2 separate regions of the Mus musculus genome follow, and region 2 is linked to region 1. Evidence: chromatin loops called from intact Hi-C (ENCODE). Cell type or tissue: heart. All regions are shown on one strand.

Region 1 (8,000 bases):
ATGGTCCCTAGCAAGGAGCCCTTCCCACTTTTCACATTTTAATATCTACAAACCTTCATACTTATCCATCTCTGAAGCTCAAACTCCAGCCAAAATTTGGGTCTTCATTGGAACCATCCTATGACACCCCAGGGCCTTTGCACATGCCCTTGCAGCACTACCTCTGCTAGGAACCCTCTTCTGACCACTCCACTTCCAGGGGTCCATAGCCATCCTTGTCTTGGAGATCTCCTGATATCAAGACTTCCATTGAGATATCTCATTAGGCCCACGCCTGAGGGGGTGGAGAATGTATGTACATACGTATGTGCACATGTATGTGCATGACATGGTGCACACGAATGTGCATGACATGGTGCACACGTATGTGCATGACACGGTGCACATGTGCAGATCAGAAAACAACTTCTCAAGAGTCATTTCTCACTTTCCACTTGTCAGGCTGGGCTCGACAGCCTCCATAGAATCCTTTGCACTGGTCCCACGGGGTTCTTACCATAGAAGACAGAGGGCGGGTCATGGAAGAAAGGATAACTGGTGCCCAGGAGCAGGTAAGCGCAGTAGCTCCAACAGGCCAAGTAGAACAGAAGCTTCCAGGCGCTCTCAGGTAACCTGGCAGCATCTCTAGGCTGCAGACGACACCGCTTGGCCAGGGGCTGTGGGAACATGGTAGGTAATGGTTATCACTGGGGAGCTCGAGGCTCCTCCAGGGGACAAAGTGAGACCCAGGGACTCAGCAGGCTCGGTGGCATTGAGAAGGCTGGGCCTCTGTGCCCATATCATCTGGGGTAACCAGAGCCCATGTGTTAGCCCATGAAGGGCTAAACTTAGCACCCAGCTGTCCTGTGTGGCCTGGAGAAAGGAGAGGGAAGGGGAGAGGGCAGGGTGGGGTGACACACTCAGGCTTTAGGCAATGGAGCCCAGGGAATCTGGGGGGCTCAGGTTCTGGAAGGGAATGGGGGTGTGTCAGGGAGAGAAAAAGGGGGGATGACTTGACTGTTGATGGGAAATACTTTGGGGAACAGAAAACTTGAAAACACCAGTGCTCCCCTGCCCTGAGAGGAAGACAGGAAGGGAAATTGAGTCTAGGAGGATGCCTGGGAGGGGAAGCCGGCCAGAGTCTGCTAAGAGAAACGGGGTGGTGTAGAGGGAGAAGGGGGGGAAAAAGTGAAAGGGAATCATGTGATGGTGAGACAACCTGACTCTGGGGACACAAAGACGCCACTGGATAGTGTGCCCTGAATTAGAAGGTACATGTCTATCATCCCAATACTTGGGAAGTTGAGGCAGGAGGATTGCCATGAGTTTCACCAACCTGGGCTTCAGAGTGTGAGACTGTCTCAAAAACTACAAAAGACTGTTGGAATAGGCGGACTAGTGTCAGGGAAGGCTCCAGCACCCTGGGGGTGGAGCTCCGGAGCTGAACGCCAAACCCAGCCCCCTTCCTCTCAAGGCTGAGGGGGCCAGAGGAGCACTGAGCACTCAGCGGTTGTCATGGAGACAGCCAGAGCCCAGCTCCTGTAACCCTTAGCAACCAGGCTGCTGCCAAGTTGAGCTTGGAGAGTGGGACGCCCCTCCACCCAGTTCTTAGGAAGGGTGAGGGTGGAACTGAGGTGGCATCAGGCCTCGTCAAGGCCTCCAGCTTCCTAGATGGACACCGAGAGAGTGTCAGGGCCAAGGCAGATGGGGACCATGACTGCACGGTGCCTTGGCCCTTCTCACTCTAGCCTGGACCTCCCCACAGCAGCTGGGGGCTGAAGTTGCTCCCTCCAGTGGGTGATACCAGGCAGGGTGGGCCCTGGAGCTGGACAACACCCTGTCTTGACCTAACAAGGAACAGCCTCTTCCCGCCAGCAGAGAAAGGCCCCTTTGTTGGCACAATGCTCTCTGTCCCCGCACCCCCCTGCCACTTTCAGTTACAGGGGGGTGGGATGTCCCCAGCTAGTCCCCTGGGGGAGTATCCACCATGGTACTGGCCTAAATGCCACAGAGACCCCCTAACCCCAGGAGGGGGATGAAGAACAGGCTCAGGTACTAATGTCATCAGTGCAATCACTACAGGGTCATCCTTCAGACCTGGTTGGTGGCCTTCTTAGTTGCCAGAAAGAGAACATTTTGACCATCACCCCATGGGGGCGGCAGAATCCAGCCTTGACATAGACAGGGTCATTTCCAAGGTTGAGCCCCTCTGCTTGCTTGGCCCATGACATGCAGGCCTGTGCAATCACTGGCTCAGGGGTGATGTGGACCCCAGACAGGGGCGGAGCCTCGACTGCACAGACTGGGTGTAGGCTCAGCAGCTCCCCGTGACGCAGGGCACAGGTGACCTCTGTATATCTCGAGGCCTCCCGTCCAGGATCCCCAAGTCGATCCCCAGGAAGGGCCCCAGGTCGGTCCTCCGGTCTGCAACAGCCTAGAGGCTGTACCGAGCTGATCGCCCTAGATTCTATCGAAATGACCCAGGACAGGGTGTGGATCTGGTTTCCCTGGACCCAGAACACCCCACACTATATTGGACACCAAATCCATCACAGCGTCACCTCAATTCAGCCCCCCCCCCGGCATCCAACCCGCGCAAAGGGTCTCGCGATAGCCTGAGGCCCCAACATCCTGGGCATCTCCAAACCCGAGCCCCCCACTTTCCAGCGGCCACCATGGACATAGGAATACGTGAGGTGAGGCCCCACTCATTCTCCTTTTGCAGTTCTCAGTCCCCCACCCTCCTAGGTCTCACTGACCCGAAAGATGTGTGTGGTGGCTGCCCAGCGCAACGCTGTCCACCCCAGAGCGCAGAGCACGGCCAGCAGCAGCTCGGGTGCAGCCAGGTGCGCGTGCTCCGCCAGGCCGCGGCGCGCCAGTCCCCAGCCGCAGTCCCCGCAGCCCTGAGCCGCCGCCAGCGCCGAGGCCCAGCTTCGTTGCAACATCTGCGCATAACTCGGCATGGGCTCTGGCGCCTCGAGCCTGGGGGTCGCCGCGGCAGCAGCCATGCTATCCAATTCTCCGCTGTCTCCGCTGTTGCCTGCACCGGTCCGAGTCGCCGCGCGCCCTCGCGTCACGCGCCGCAGCCAGGCAGGGGGCGCGCGGGCCCCCCCAGAGCAAGAATGGGGCGTGGTCTCTCGGGCCCCGCCCCCGTTATGCAGAGCACCACCCCTCCTGCCCTCCTCTTGGTGCTGCTTTGAGACTAAGTGGTCCTCTACTCAAGTCTGCGACTGCCTTCTGCGGTCAAGATGGCTCAGCGGGTGAAGGTGAGGACAGACTGACACAAATTATCCTCTGACCTCCACTTGGGCGCCCATTCACACAAATAAAAGCAATGAGACAATTAAAAAAAAAAAAAAAAAGGATTCAGCCCATGCTTGGGTTGTTGGTACTCGCCCTTTGCCCACTGGTCTGAATGCAGGGCGCCTGGTTCTGTGGGTACAGCCAGCTTTGGAGCCTGTGAGTGTCCTAGCCTAGACCCATAGAAATTCACTGGTAGACTGTGAGGGTGGAGCTGACAAATGGTAGTGGGCTGAGGACTGTCCAAAGATCAGCCTCCCATTGTCCCATCACCACTGAGCCAAAGCCATAAAGATTAGCCTGATCCTTACTAACTCCTCCAGCCATATAGCCTCTTGTGCTGATCTTCCAACTGAGTACTTGCTGTGTAGCTGAGGATGATTTCGAACTCCTGATTCTCTTTTCTGCCTTCTGAGTGCTTGGAAGGCAGCTTTGCGCTGCCATACGTGGTTTATTTATTGCTGGCAGTGGAACGCAGGCTCTGTGCATACTAGGTCTCCAGCCTCCTGTATGTGCACGCATGAACTATGTGCACTCATGCACGCCAAGGGTACAAGTACGGAGGCCAGAGATAGATGCCCAGAGTCTTCCTCCATCAGTATTTAAAACCTTGGATGGCTCAGTGGTTAAGAGCACTGTTTGCTCTTCCAAAGGTCCTGAGTTTAAATCTTGGCTCACAACCATCTGTAATGGGATCAAATGCCCTCTTCTGGTGTGCATGACGTCAGAGGACTCATATACATATACTTATTAGAAAACTGCATTTTAATAAGACTTTTGATATATCTGTGTCTGTGTGCACATATGCCACATGAGTATAAGTGCCCATGGGACTGGAAGGTAGACCCCATGGAGATGGAGCAACAGGCTGCTGTTGGCTGGGTGGACATTGCTGCTGGGGTCAGAACATCAGTCCTCTGCAAGAGTGGTTTTTAGGCCAGGCCTAGTGGCACAGGCCTTTAATCCTAGCACTTGGGAGGCAGAGGCAGGCGGATTTCTGAGTTCAAGATCAGCCTAGTCTACAGAGTGAGTTCCATCTAGGACAGCCAGGGCTGCAGAGAAACCCTGTCTTGAAAAACAAAACAAAGAGTGGTTTTTAACCACTGGCCTAGCTCTCTAGCCCTCTCACCTACACCATTTAAAAAAGATGTAGCCATTTGGTGCATTTTCTCTGCTTGGTGCCCAGAGGCAAGGAGGGCATCAGACCCCCTGGAACTAGAGTTACACACTGAGAGCTGAACCTGAGGCCTTGCTTGGCGAGAGCAGCCAACACTCGGAACTGCGAGCTGTCACACCTCTCCAGACCCTGTGTTTAGTTTTTATTTTGTTTTTTGAGACAGGGTTTCTCTGTATAGCCCTGGCTGTCCTGGAACTCACTTTGTAGACCAGGCTGCGCTCGAAATCAGAAATCACCTGCCTCTGCCTCCCAAGTGCTGGGATTAAAGGTGTGTGCCACCACTGCCCGGCCTGTATTTAGTTTTTGAGGCAGGATCTCTCACTAACCTAGGGCTCACTGGTCCAGCTAGACCATGTGGCCAATGAGCCCTAGCGAGCTTCCTGCCTCCCAGACGCAGCCCCCAACCCTAGGGACAGACATGAGCCACCTGTGCCCTTGGCTTCTACGTAGGTACTGGGGACCCAAACTTGGACTATCATGCTTCTGGGAAAGGTCCACTACTGAGCATGTCACAGGGTCTCATGATGCAGCTGAGGATAGCAGTGAACCCAACCCTCCCACGGCTTCCTTCGATAGGTGTGGCCCACTACTCAAGGGTTCCTGACTGGAAACCCCCGTGGGTGAGAGGGGTTCTTATACTTGCTCCTGAGTTGTTAGGTGACAGGCTAGGGGCTGGGGCCCTTCCCAGTCCCTCCTGGCAAATCCTGGGGCCATCTGGCAAACACAGTGCCCATCTGTAAGTGAAGAAGCCTGATCAGCCTGAGTTTCTTCTTGGCAGTGGAGTTGGGATGCCTGCCAATGAGGTGTGGGGTGATGTGTGGTGTAGGCCAAGGACCAGGACTTCCTAATAGAGCTCATGCTAGGCAGATACTGGTGCCCCGTCCCCTCCTGTCACATGGCCAAGTGTCAGTGCACTGCACTGCAGTGGCATCTGAGTTGGTGTCAGATGGCTATCCCAGTAGCTAAGGTAAGGTCACAAGCCTCAAGAGACAGCATGGGGGCTAACTAGACCTCCTGCTCCCTGTCCAGTGGGACCTGTTTGGGGCTTCTCACTATAGCTAAGCCTGGTAGGCAGGGCCCAGCATGGGTCTATCCTGCCAGTGGCCCTATACCCACCATGCTGTGCAAGGTGGCAGCCCAGACAATAAGCCCTAGGGTCCAAGATTTGAGTGGCAACATCCTTCATTGATGGCTGCCTTGATGGGTCTGTACCTCAGTTTCCCTGGATGCTGATTGAGGCAACCTGGGGGGTGCTTGTAGAGGAGGCTAGAGAACCATGGAGGGGTACCCTGAAGCTTAGAGTGCAGGACTGGTGGTGTACAGTGAGGTGGGAGACTGGGACTCTCTCCTCCCAGTCCCTCTCCTGTCAGAGTGAGCGCCTGGTGGGTATCAGGCAGAGCGATAATGGATAGACTTTATTGGCAGACACAAAGGGAGGACAGCATCCCGCGGCACACAGTTGGGGTCACCAGGGCATCTCCACTTTAAGCACTGGGCGCATACTGCATTGCCAGGCGATCGAAATCGTTCTCCTACAGTGGGAGAAGAGACATAGCATGAGACAGCACCGCTTCCTCCCTCCCATCCATAGGAACAACTGCCCTGCTCACCTTGGCCTGGTACTCCTTGATGAAGGGGTGGGCCCTGTGTGCATCCTTCAGCTGTGACAAGTATCGGTTTGTCACCTGAAGAGAGTGGGTTGGAATTAGTTGGCCAGATATAAGGATCCAAAAGCCACTCTACCCTGCAGGATAGGGTGGGAGCAAGGGAGGGACCCACCCCCACCCCCACCCCCACCCCAGAGATTACGGAACCTGGGCAGCAGGTTCCACTGCAGGGGGGAGTGGCCAGAACAGGGTGACAGGATGAAGCTTTAGGAACTGACATGTCCTAGATCCTTTTTTTTTAAAGATTTATTTATTTAATGTATGTGATTACACTGTCTGTCTGTTTCTCTCTTTTGGTTTTTCGAGGCAGCGTTTCTCTGTGTAGCCCTGGCTGTCCTGGAACTCACTCTGTAGACCAGGCTGGCCTCAAACTCAGAAATCTGCCTGCCTCTGCCTCCCAAGTGCTGGGATTAAAGGTGTGCGCCACCACGCCCGGCTCACTGTCTCTCTCTTTAGACACACCATAAGAGGGCATTGGATCTCATTACAGATGGTTGTGAGCCACCATGTGGTTGCTGGGAATTGAACTCAGGACCTCTGGAAGGGCAGTCTGTGCTCTTAACCCCTGAGTCGTCTCTCCAGCCCCATGTCCTAGATTCTAGGACGGTAATTTTCAACCTTCCTACTGCTGGGACCCTTTAATACAGTTCCTCATGCTATGCTGACTCCCAGCCATAACATTTTCTTTGCTACTTAATTTTGCTACCTATGTGTAATTTTGTTACTGTTGTCTATTATAATGTAAATATCTGATATGCAGATCTATAAAAAGCTCATTTGACCTTCAGGGTGAGAGTCTGTTCTAGGATCTAAAAGCAAGGAAGCTCCAGCCCAGCTGTGTCTACACAGCACTGAGGACGATGTCTGTCCTCGGCTAGGACAGTGCAGCAAGTTGTTTCCTGGCTACCTATGCAGAAGCTGCACCACCTTCCTCTTCATCCTAGGCCTCCACTGATCTCTGCCTGTCCTGTTTCTGTCCTCACCACTATCCTGAAGGGGCTGAGGCCTGAGCCACACTACAGCCTACCTCAGGGGGCTTGCCCAGGTGCTGTGACAGTACAATGAGATTGATGAGGGTCTCAGGGTGGCCGCTGTCCTGGAAAAATATGGAGAACAGGCAGTCAGCAAAACCCAGGTGCTGAACCCACCTACCAACATCTGACTGAGTCCAGAAAGAGCCAGCCTAAGCTACCACAGAGAAGGTAGGTGGCACCAGGCAGTCCCAGATTTTCACCATGCACTCTGCAAGGCAAAGGGTCCAGGGCCTTGTGCCTCCTGCTCAGCCTGGCCCAGGTCTGTCCTCCTAGCTTTGGGGGGGGCACCGAGTTCCCATGCTCTACATTAACCTGTTGGCTGTGAAGTTACTCCCCTCACCCCGCCCCAAAAGTTACGTCAGCAGCCTCTCCATGGAGGCAGAGATGGCAGGTCAGCTTTAGGTGAGGGTTGGGAACAATCAGATGGGAAACTACTTGTGCCAAGTCCCACAATAGTGCCCCTGTGTTTAAAAACTGAGACCACAACAGCTTCTGCTGACCACCTGCTGGGCATGGACATTGTCCTAGTGATGGACCTGGGTCTGGCACAGCCAGTATTCAGGCTGGTGAAGAGCCTTGTGGTAGCCCAGCAGTAACTGCAGACTTCCCTTGTGGAGAGCTCACTCTATACATGACATTCTTGGTTTTGGGCTGCAAACTCATAATATTCCTGTCGTAAATTCCTAAGTGCAGTGTGACAGGCCTTTCCCCCAGTCCTTCCTCAAGACATATCAGAGCCTTGCACACATGAGGCAGCAGCACATGGGCAGCACCTGTGTTCTCCTAAAGACACCAGGTCATGCCTCAGCCCAAGGCCCTCATTCAATTTGTTTTTGATTGCCT
Region 2 (8,000 bases), 140 kb after region 1:
ACAGCACCTGTGTTCACAGCACCTGTGTTCACAGCACATAGGCAGTCACACTCCTAAGTCCTCTTGGACAGAGACCCAGAGGCTCAAGGCTCTGACTGAGCACTGGCTCTTGAACATGACTGGGCCAGACCACACTGGCACCATGGTAAGGCAGCATTGCAGAAGCCCTCCTTTTTTATTCTCAATACACATTTTACATATGTAGGAAGGTCACACATATCTCATAAATACACACGTAAACACACTAAGTCATAGCAAAAAAATAACTTTGGAGTTGGAGGTGACCCTTAGTCACCAAGACCTCAAAACACAGCAGTCATCCTCACAGCTTTGGAGGATGGTGACAACCTCTTCCCTCTCTTCCCTTTCAAGCTTCCCCCGGCCCCCTTTTTCTTCTTGTTTTACATAGTCTTGTTACTAGTCTAGGCTAACCCTCTTACCTCAGCTTCCCCAAGTGTGCTGGGGAGACAGGCATGGAGACTACTGTCTCTCCCTCCTGGGGATACTGACAGATGCCGGGGCTATATGGATGCTGGGCCAGAGTCCCACCCCTAGCTCTCCTAGCCACCTCTGATCTTGAGGTTTCCACTCTCTCCCAGGCCCCTCTCACTATCCAGGTCTCCCCTGCTCATCCCCCAGTCTCTGGGATATTTCTGTAAAACGTGCCCCCTCCACACACACACACTTGGGGATCATGGCCCAGGGGAGATTGCTTCAAGGGGTTTATGATCTAGGCACTGAAGTGAGAGAGATGGTAGGGAGTCCCCACACCAACCCTTATGTCATCTAGGGGCACCAAGGCACACACACAGGGAACAGTCCCAATCCTGGTGGGCAGGAATCAGACACTAGAGCCTAGTGCCTTCCTGCTAAGAGGCTGCCAGGTGCTGGTGGAAATAGAGGCCGAAGAGGCTGGAGAGCAGCTGGCAGGCAGCTGTCCACCAGATGATGTAAGCCAGCATGCCTCTGAGGAAGAGGGGCGTGAGCAGGCCACCCAGGATCCCTGCAACCTGGGCTGCAGTCTGCTGGGCCTCATCTCCTGCAGGGTCTACAGGGATCAAAGCCTCTGAGGGCTGGGATGGGGCCAGTGGGGGAGGAGTAGAGCTCAGGGCCCAAGAGTAGCCTCCTGCAGGAGTGAAGAAGAGAATTATAGGTGGAGACATAATGGTGGGAATCTAGAGGCTCTCACACCCCGCCCACACCTAGGTTACACCCCGCAGGCCTTAGGGGGCCTCCATCCTCCCCTGTCTGTTGGCCCTGCCTCCAACCTCCCTGCCTATGGGTCTTAACTGTAGCTTTTCCCAAACCCTGCCCTCACTTTTATCTGCTAGCCCCACCCTTACCCGGCCATGTCCCCACCTCTACTTGCCAACTTTGCCCTCGAACAGAAAACCCCCCACCTCCACTTTTATCTGAAGATCCTACCCTTATCAAATCTGTCCCCACCCCCTGGCCCCATGCTCTTTCCCACCAGCCCCTCACCCAGGGTCTTGAGCAGCAGTGTGCAGTGCAGAGTGAGGATGAGCGGGGTCAGGTACTGCAGGCTCACCACAGTCACGTAGCAGTAGACCCGGACCACCTAACGGGGGAGACAGTGGGGGTTGTAGAAGGGGTGGTCTTCCCAGGGCAGAGACCCTGCGACTAGGCCCCCTCAGCACCGGGACCATCCCACCCAGGGTGCATACCCGCTGCTGGATTTCACGGGCCTCAATGCGGCCAGCCTCCTTGCGCAGCTGCTCCACTCGAGCCTTGGCCAGGCACAGGTAGGCCTGCAGGTGTGGCCGGGTTACTGCCAGGCGCAACAGGCACAGCGCCACCAACACCCAGAGGCGCAGAGAGTCGAAAGCCCCTTCTGACGGTCTGCAACAAGAGTGAAGCAGGCAGGAAGTCTGGGTGAGCCCTCCTTTCCCAGGCCATGGCCTCAGGCACCCCAGGCCCCTCAGTGCCCCCAAAACGCACACAGAGAAAGTCATGTTCCTTGTGGGTGCCTGGTACAGGAAGTCCCGGGCGACAGGCTTTGTCCAGAGCCACAAGGTGCACAGGGGTGACAGGAAGCTGGTGTGTAGGAGCAGCCTGGGGACAAGCATCTCAGTGGGATCAGGCTCCTCACCCCCAGCCTCTAGCCCAACTCCAATCCTACCCTGGGAGACCCGCCTAACTGTAGCAGTGGTCGGTCCGCAGACAGGGTCAGCGCGTCCTGGTGGGTCTGGGCCAGCCTCAGGCCAGGGAAAATGAGGAAGGCGCCCAGCAGGGAGCCTAGCACCGCCAGCCCAAGGCGGATGGCCAACTTGATCACAGGGAGTCTGGAGAGAAGAGATGGTCTCAGGAAACCCACAACTGGTCAGAATTTAGCCTTTAGATATTCCCCCTACCTGCACCCACCCCCAAGGTCCAGTCCCCAGGACTTACGTCCAGTCCCAATCCTGCTTCTTCAGAATAGGCTCCAGGTGCTGGGTCATGCTGGCTAGGCCTGGGAAAGGAGAGGATCAAGTGGCGTCCATTGCTATGGTTTCCAAAGCTAGGCCGACTGGCCTTCCCGCTTGCAGATCCACCTGTCTCTGCCTCCCCAGTGCCAGGGTTTACAGGCACGGGCAGGCAATTTCTACTTTTTACATGAGTGCAAACTGAAGTCCTCATGCTTGCAGAGGCTGTCACACTGGCCCAAGCCCCAGGCCAGACAACCTGTTCTAATGGTACCTGTATTCTCCTGTGCTGGGATACAACCCAGGGCTTCCACATGTGCTGCGCAGGTGCCTGTCTCTGAAGCACACAGAGCCCTGCTAGGACTAGACTCTGCAGGATTGTTCAAGAAACAGAGCCTAGGGCTGAGGAGACAGCTCAGAGAAGGCCCTGGACGCTCTTCCAGAGGACCTGAGTTTGGTTCCCAATCCCTGTGTAGGGTTGTTCACAACTATATGTAACTCTAGCTCTGGGGTATCCAATTCTCTCTCTCTTTTAATTAATTAATTTATTTATTATATGTAAGTACATTGTAGCTGTCTTCAGACACTCCAGAAGAGGGAGTCAGATCTCGTTATGGATGGTTGTGAGCCACCATGTGGTTGCTGGGATTTGAACTCTGGACCTTCGGAAGAGCAGTCGGGTGCTCTAACCCACTGAGCCATCTCACCAGCCCCCCAATACTCTCTTTTAGTCTCCAATAGCACTTGCACTCATGTACACACACACACACACACACACACACTAAACATTTTAAATAAATCTTGAAAAAATACAGGGGTGCTTGAGAGATAGCTCAACGATTAAGAACACTAGTTGCTTTTCCAGAGGTTTTGAGTCCAGTTCCTAGAACCCACCTACACGGTGGCTCACAACCATCTGCAGGATCCAGTGTCCTCGTCTGGTATGCATGAAGATATAGCACTCACATTCATAAAATAACTAAGTCTTTTTTTTTTCAAGATTTATTTATTATATGTAAGTACACTGTAGCTGTCTTCAGGCACACCAGAAGAGGGTGTCAGATCTCATTACAGGTGGTTGTGAGCCACCATGTGTTTGCTGGGATTTGAACTCGGGACCTTCGGAAGAGCAGTCAGTGCTCTTACCAGCTGAGCCATCTCGCGAGCCCAAAAAACTAAATCTTAAAAACAACAAACAAACAAAAACACAGGCTACTGAGAAGGCTCAGAGGTAAGGAGCCCTTGCTGCTCTTTCATGGGGCCCACATTCCCACCCACACTATGGCTCATAAGCCACTGCAACTCCAGTGCCCTCTTCTGGCCTTTATAGATACTGTACAATCCAGGTACACAGACACACATGATGGCAGAACACCATACATATAGAATAAAATCAAATCTTTGAAAACAGTAATAACAGATAAATCTTAGCCCCAGTACTTGGGAGGCAGGAGTATGAGGATCTCTGTGAGTCTGAGACCAGCCAGAGCCACAGAGTGAGTGGGAAAAAAAGAGAAAGAAAAAGAAACAGAAAGTGACCTGGGACTCAACAGAGAAGCATACCTACCCGGCTCCAGGCCCAGCTCCAGGGTCTCCTCCCGCACCACCTGTACCAGCATGGCCAAGAGGAGGAAGAGGAAGGCAAAGGAGAGACATACGGAGCGCTCACCGCCCTCCTTGGTACTGAAGTACAGCCGGGTCACCATGAGGAACACCTTCCTAGGGATGAGGTTAAGAAAGCCAAGGACAGGCTGGGCCCTCTTCAGACCCCCTCTCCAGGGCACAGACAACCCTGCACGAACTGGCCTTGAGTGCCTGCAGTTTAAACCTGGGATGTGGATCTGGGGGTACTAGTGTTTGGTTGGAGGTGGCCTAATGACCTCTGGCCAATCAGAAATCACTATGGCAGCAGCACTTAGGGAAGGAGGGGCAGTGAAAAGCCCAAGTAGATGTGACATTTGAAAGCTATGGAAAAGTTGGGAGACAGGTTTTCTTTCCCCCTTAGGGGACAGTGCTTGAGGTAGAACCCCAACCTCTTGTGTGTAAATCCAGGGGCCTCCTCCTGCATGCTCAGGCACACCACCATTTCTCAGCCAAGTTCACTTGCACAGAGCTCTGTGTGTGGCTTTACTATTTAAGAGCCAAAGACACACAGTGCCTCCATCAGTTAACCTCAAAACTCTACTAAGATGCAGTCCCTGGTTAAGGTTCAACTATGAGATGTTTCCCCAGACTAATACTCAGAACACTTGGCGGCCAGATGATCCCCTAAAGGGTCTGTGCTTTCTCAGATTAGGGTCCCCACCATACCTGGGCCTCTGCTTTCCAAACGCCAAGCTAGCCTTGTGACATGCTTTTTGATGCAATGTATATACCAGAAGGTTTGGGCAAAAAGATGTGGTGGTGTGCAACTCTAACCCCAGCAGGCAGAGGCAGGAGGATGTCTGAGTTTAGGGTCAGCCTGGTCTACAGAGTGAGTTCCAGGACAGCGACACAGAGAAAGCCTGTCTTGAAAAAACAAACCGCCGGGCAGTGGTGGTGCACGCCTTTAATCCCAGCACTCGGGAGGCAGAGGCAGGCGGATTTCTGAGTTCGAGGCCAGCCTGGTCTACAGAGTGAGTTCCAGGACAGCCAGGACTGCAGAGAGAAACCCTCTCTCGAAAACTCAAAAAAAGAAAAAACAAACCAAAAAAAAAAAAAAAAAAAAAAAAAAAGATGAACCAAATCCCAGGAAACTGTTCCTGGTTTTCCAGTACAAGAAAACCAGACTGTGTGTACAGTAGCAGTGTAGTGATGAGCACCTGTCACCGAGAGCTGGAGGGTGAGCCAGGAGTTCAAAATCAGGATGGCCTGCATCCTCTGACTCTGGGACAGGTTTATGGCACAGTGGGTGATCCCATAGACAGCAAGTTAGAGGGACAGGGAAGCTGGAGCCTGAGTCCCACTCACCCACATGCTAAGTGCCAGAGAAGGATACAGAGAGAAGGCCAGAGTGAGCAGGCACCAGAACACAGCGATGTTGGTCTCCTGGACTGGGCCCAGCACAAAATAGTAGGCCTCTGTGAAGAGGTACACACCAACGGAGTACACTGCGAAGTCGACGAACCACTGGTATTCCAGAAAGAAGCGCAGGACTGCAGGGACAGGAGCCTCAGCACCTACTCCAGGCTCTTTCCACTCAGAGTTCCCCCTGGGCAGAATGACCCCAGCAGCTGGGGAGGGGACTGGGGACTGGGCTGGGTGTTACCTAGGGCATCCACAGCAGTGAGGGGACAGGTCTGCAGCTGGAAATGGGCATCTCGAGGCACTGACAATGGCTTCTCGTCATGAAGACCATTTGCCCACCTGAGCACACAGGGAAAGTGAGAGCTGAGGTCGACAACCATCTCTGGACCTCCTAGAAAGCTTGGGCGGTGATGGCTTGGGAAAGAGCTTTAGCTACATCAGGTGTGAGGGCAAACTAGACACAGGGCCGGCCCCAAGCAAATGGCCAGGAGTACAACAAGATGCCAACTGCTGCCACCATGCCCAGCAGTGCTGTGAGGGCGAGGGTAGGCCGTGTTCCCCAGCCAGGAGCCCTTGGGCAAGATAAGGCCTTTCCCTGGACAGGAGGGCATAGCCCTGCCGGGGCCCCATGGAGTCAAAGTGGGGACCACTTACCGCTCCTTCCTGACCCGGGGCCTCAGTTTCCCTGACAGCGCCCGAAGTTCCTCCTCTGACGGGTGTATGTACCGGAACAGACTGGGGGTTGAGTGGGGCAGAGGTCAGGAAAGATTGGCCTAGGGGTATGATGCAAAGAACCTGAATCTGGTTTTGAAAATAGATCACTGGACATTGGCAGAGTTAGGGCAGGGGGCAGAGCTGGAGGGGAGGGGGCAGGGCCAGCGCTGGGGGGTTAGAGCTGAGGTGGGAGCAGCCCTATAGAAAGATGAGCCAGGGTACATGGGTGTACCCAGAGCTAGCATAATTCTGGGAACATGGGATGAAGGGAACTGATCAAGCCACAGGGACCTCGAGAATCAAGGACAACCTATGGTCTGACTCTCTGGTGCCCCAGCCATTTTTCTGAAGAGAAACCACTCAACAGTATTCTCAGAAGGGGCCAGACACCAAAACAGGAAAAATAGGAGAAAGCTGGATTACAAAAGGCCAGGAGGAGGGGAGTTGGGGGTGAGCTCTGTTGTCAAGACAGATCCAAGGTGTACTTTAAAGACACCAAAGGATGGGGCTGGAGAGATGGCTGAGGTCCTGAGTTTAATTCCCAGCAGCCACATGGTAGCTCACATCTGATGCCCTCTTCTGGTGTGTCAGAGACAGATAGCTACAGTGTATTCATATAAATTAAAAACAAAAAACAAAAAAGAACCAAGACATCAGGCATAGTTGTTGGCATTTCTTCTAGGCTCTGCCCAACAGCCAACAGCCAGGTATAGGCATGTGTGTGTGTGTGTGTGTGTGTGTGTGTGTGTGTGTGTGTGTGTGTGTGTGTCTCCCCCACTCCCTCTCTGTCCCCCTCCCCACATTCTCCTCTTCCCTTCTTTCTCTCTTCTCTCTTTTTCCTTCTCTGTCCCATTCTTTCTCTGCCTCCAATCCCTTCTTACGCCTTTCCCGTGCCTCATTTTATACTAACTGGTGGTATAGCTGGTACCTCATGGGCCCGCTAAGGCACCCTCTCCTGCACACCAGGCCGCCACATTACAAAACATCAATAGTGGGGCATACTTTAGATACCTGCTCTCAGAAGGCCGAGGCAGATGGATGGAGCTCTGTGAATTCAGGCGAGCCTGGTTTACAAAGTGAGTTCCAAGACCGTGCCTAAAAACCTGTGGCCGGAGTTCGATGTCTGAGGCCTACTGTACTGGCTAGTTTGGTGCCATCTCTGGGCTGGTAGTCTTGGGTTCTATAAGAGAGCAGGCTGAGCAAGCCAGGGGAAGCAAGCCAGTAAGGAACATCCCTCCGTGGCCTCTGCATCAGCTCCTGCTTCCTGACCTGCTTGAGTTCCAGTCCTGACTTCCTTGGTGATGAACAGCAATGTGGAAGTGTAAGCTGAATAAACCCTTTCCTCCCCAACTGCTTCTTAGTCATGATGTTTGTGCAGGAATAGAAACCCTGACTAAGGGCTGGTGAGATGGCTCAGTGGGTAAGAGCACTGACTGCTCTTCCGAAGGTCCGGAGTTCAAATCCCAGCAACCACATGGTGGCTCACAACCATCCATAATGAGATCTGACTCCCTCTTCTGGAGTGTCTGAAGACAGCTACAGTGTACTTACATATAATAAATAAATAAATCTTTAAAACAAACAAACAAACAAACAAACTTCTTTAAAAAAAAAAAGAAAGAAAGAAAGAAACCCTGACTAAGACAACCTACTAAAGGTGGAAAGTGAAAACTAACCTTACAACCTGACTCCACACAAGTGCCAGACAGGCACCTAAACATTACACACACAACAGGAAGAATAAATCAAAGTTTAAAAAGTGTAGATGGGACGGGCGGTGGCGGCACACACCTTTAATCCCAGTACTTGGGAGACAGAGACAGGCGGATTTCTGAGTTCGAGGCCAGCCTGGTCTAC

The links. Hi-C counts contacts between places; a loop is a spot of excess contacts. Peaks named below come from ENCODE experiments on the same cell type or tissue, not always from the same donor. Only the 100,000 strongest peaks of a DNase experiment are listed, where the experiment ranks them.
Region 2: a loop joins it to region 1, with 2.2 times the contacts of the local background. A loop is called at or near these places in 1 of 42 quality-filtered maps.

Annotation. Positions count from the first base shown.
Region 1 is chr8:70,310,847-70,318,846 of GRCm38, reverse strand. Cope (coatomer protein complex, subunit epsilon) reads right to left here. Exons shown (of 10, transcript NM_021538.2): 8 at 7,151-7,219; 9 at 6,067-6,141; 10 at 5,845-5,988. The coding sequence ends at 5,941. It overlaps Gdf1 (growth differentiation factor 1), which reads right to left and starts at 3,072. Exons shown (of 8, transcript NM_001163282.2): 1 at 2,739-3,072; 2 at 497-656. It overlaps Cers1 (ceramide synthase 1), which reads right to left and starts at 3,072. Exons shown (of 8, transcript NM_138647.3): 1 at 2,739-3,072; 2 at 497-656. The coding sequence starts at 2,987. In heart, no CTCF peak of the experiment used is centred here; DNase peaks (open chromatin) are centred at 1,516, 2,125, 3,062, 5,243 and 1 weaker place; H3K4me3 peaks cover 2,583 bases; H3K27ac peaks cover 1,338 bases; H3K27me3 peaks cover 1,725 bases.
Region 2 is chr8:70,175,009-70,183,008 of GRCm38, reverse strand. It overlaps Tmem161a (transmembrane protein 161A), which reads right to left. Exons shown (of 12, transcript NM_145597.4): 3 at 6,084-6,164; 4 at 5,671-5,768; 5 at 5,401-5,557; 6 at 3,991-4,142; 7 at 2,410-2,470; 8 at 2,160-2,303; 9 at 1,960-2,073; 10 at 1,686-1,860; 11 at 1,483-1,579; 12 at 1-1,126. The coding sequence ends at 870. Among named protein-coding and RNA genes, the nearest start is that of Tmem161a, 6.6 kb to the right of the region's middle. In heart, a CTCF peak has its summit at 3,746 (motif pointing left); no DNase peak of the experiment used is centred here.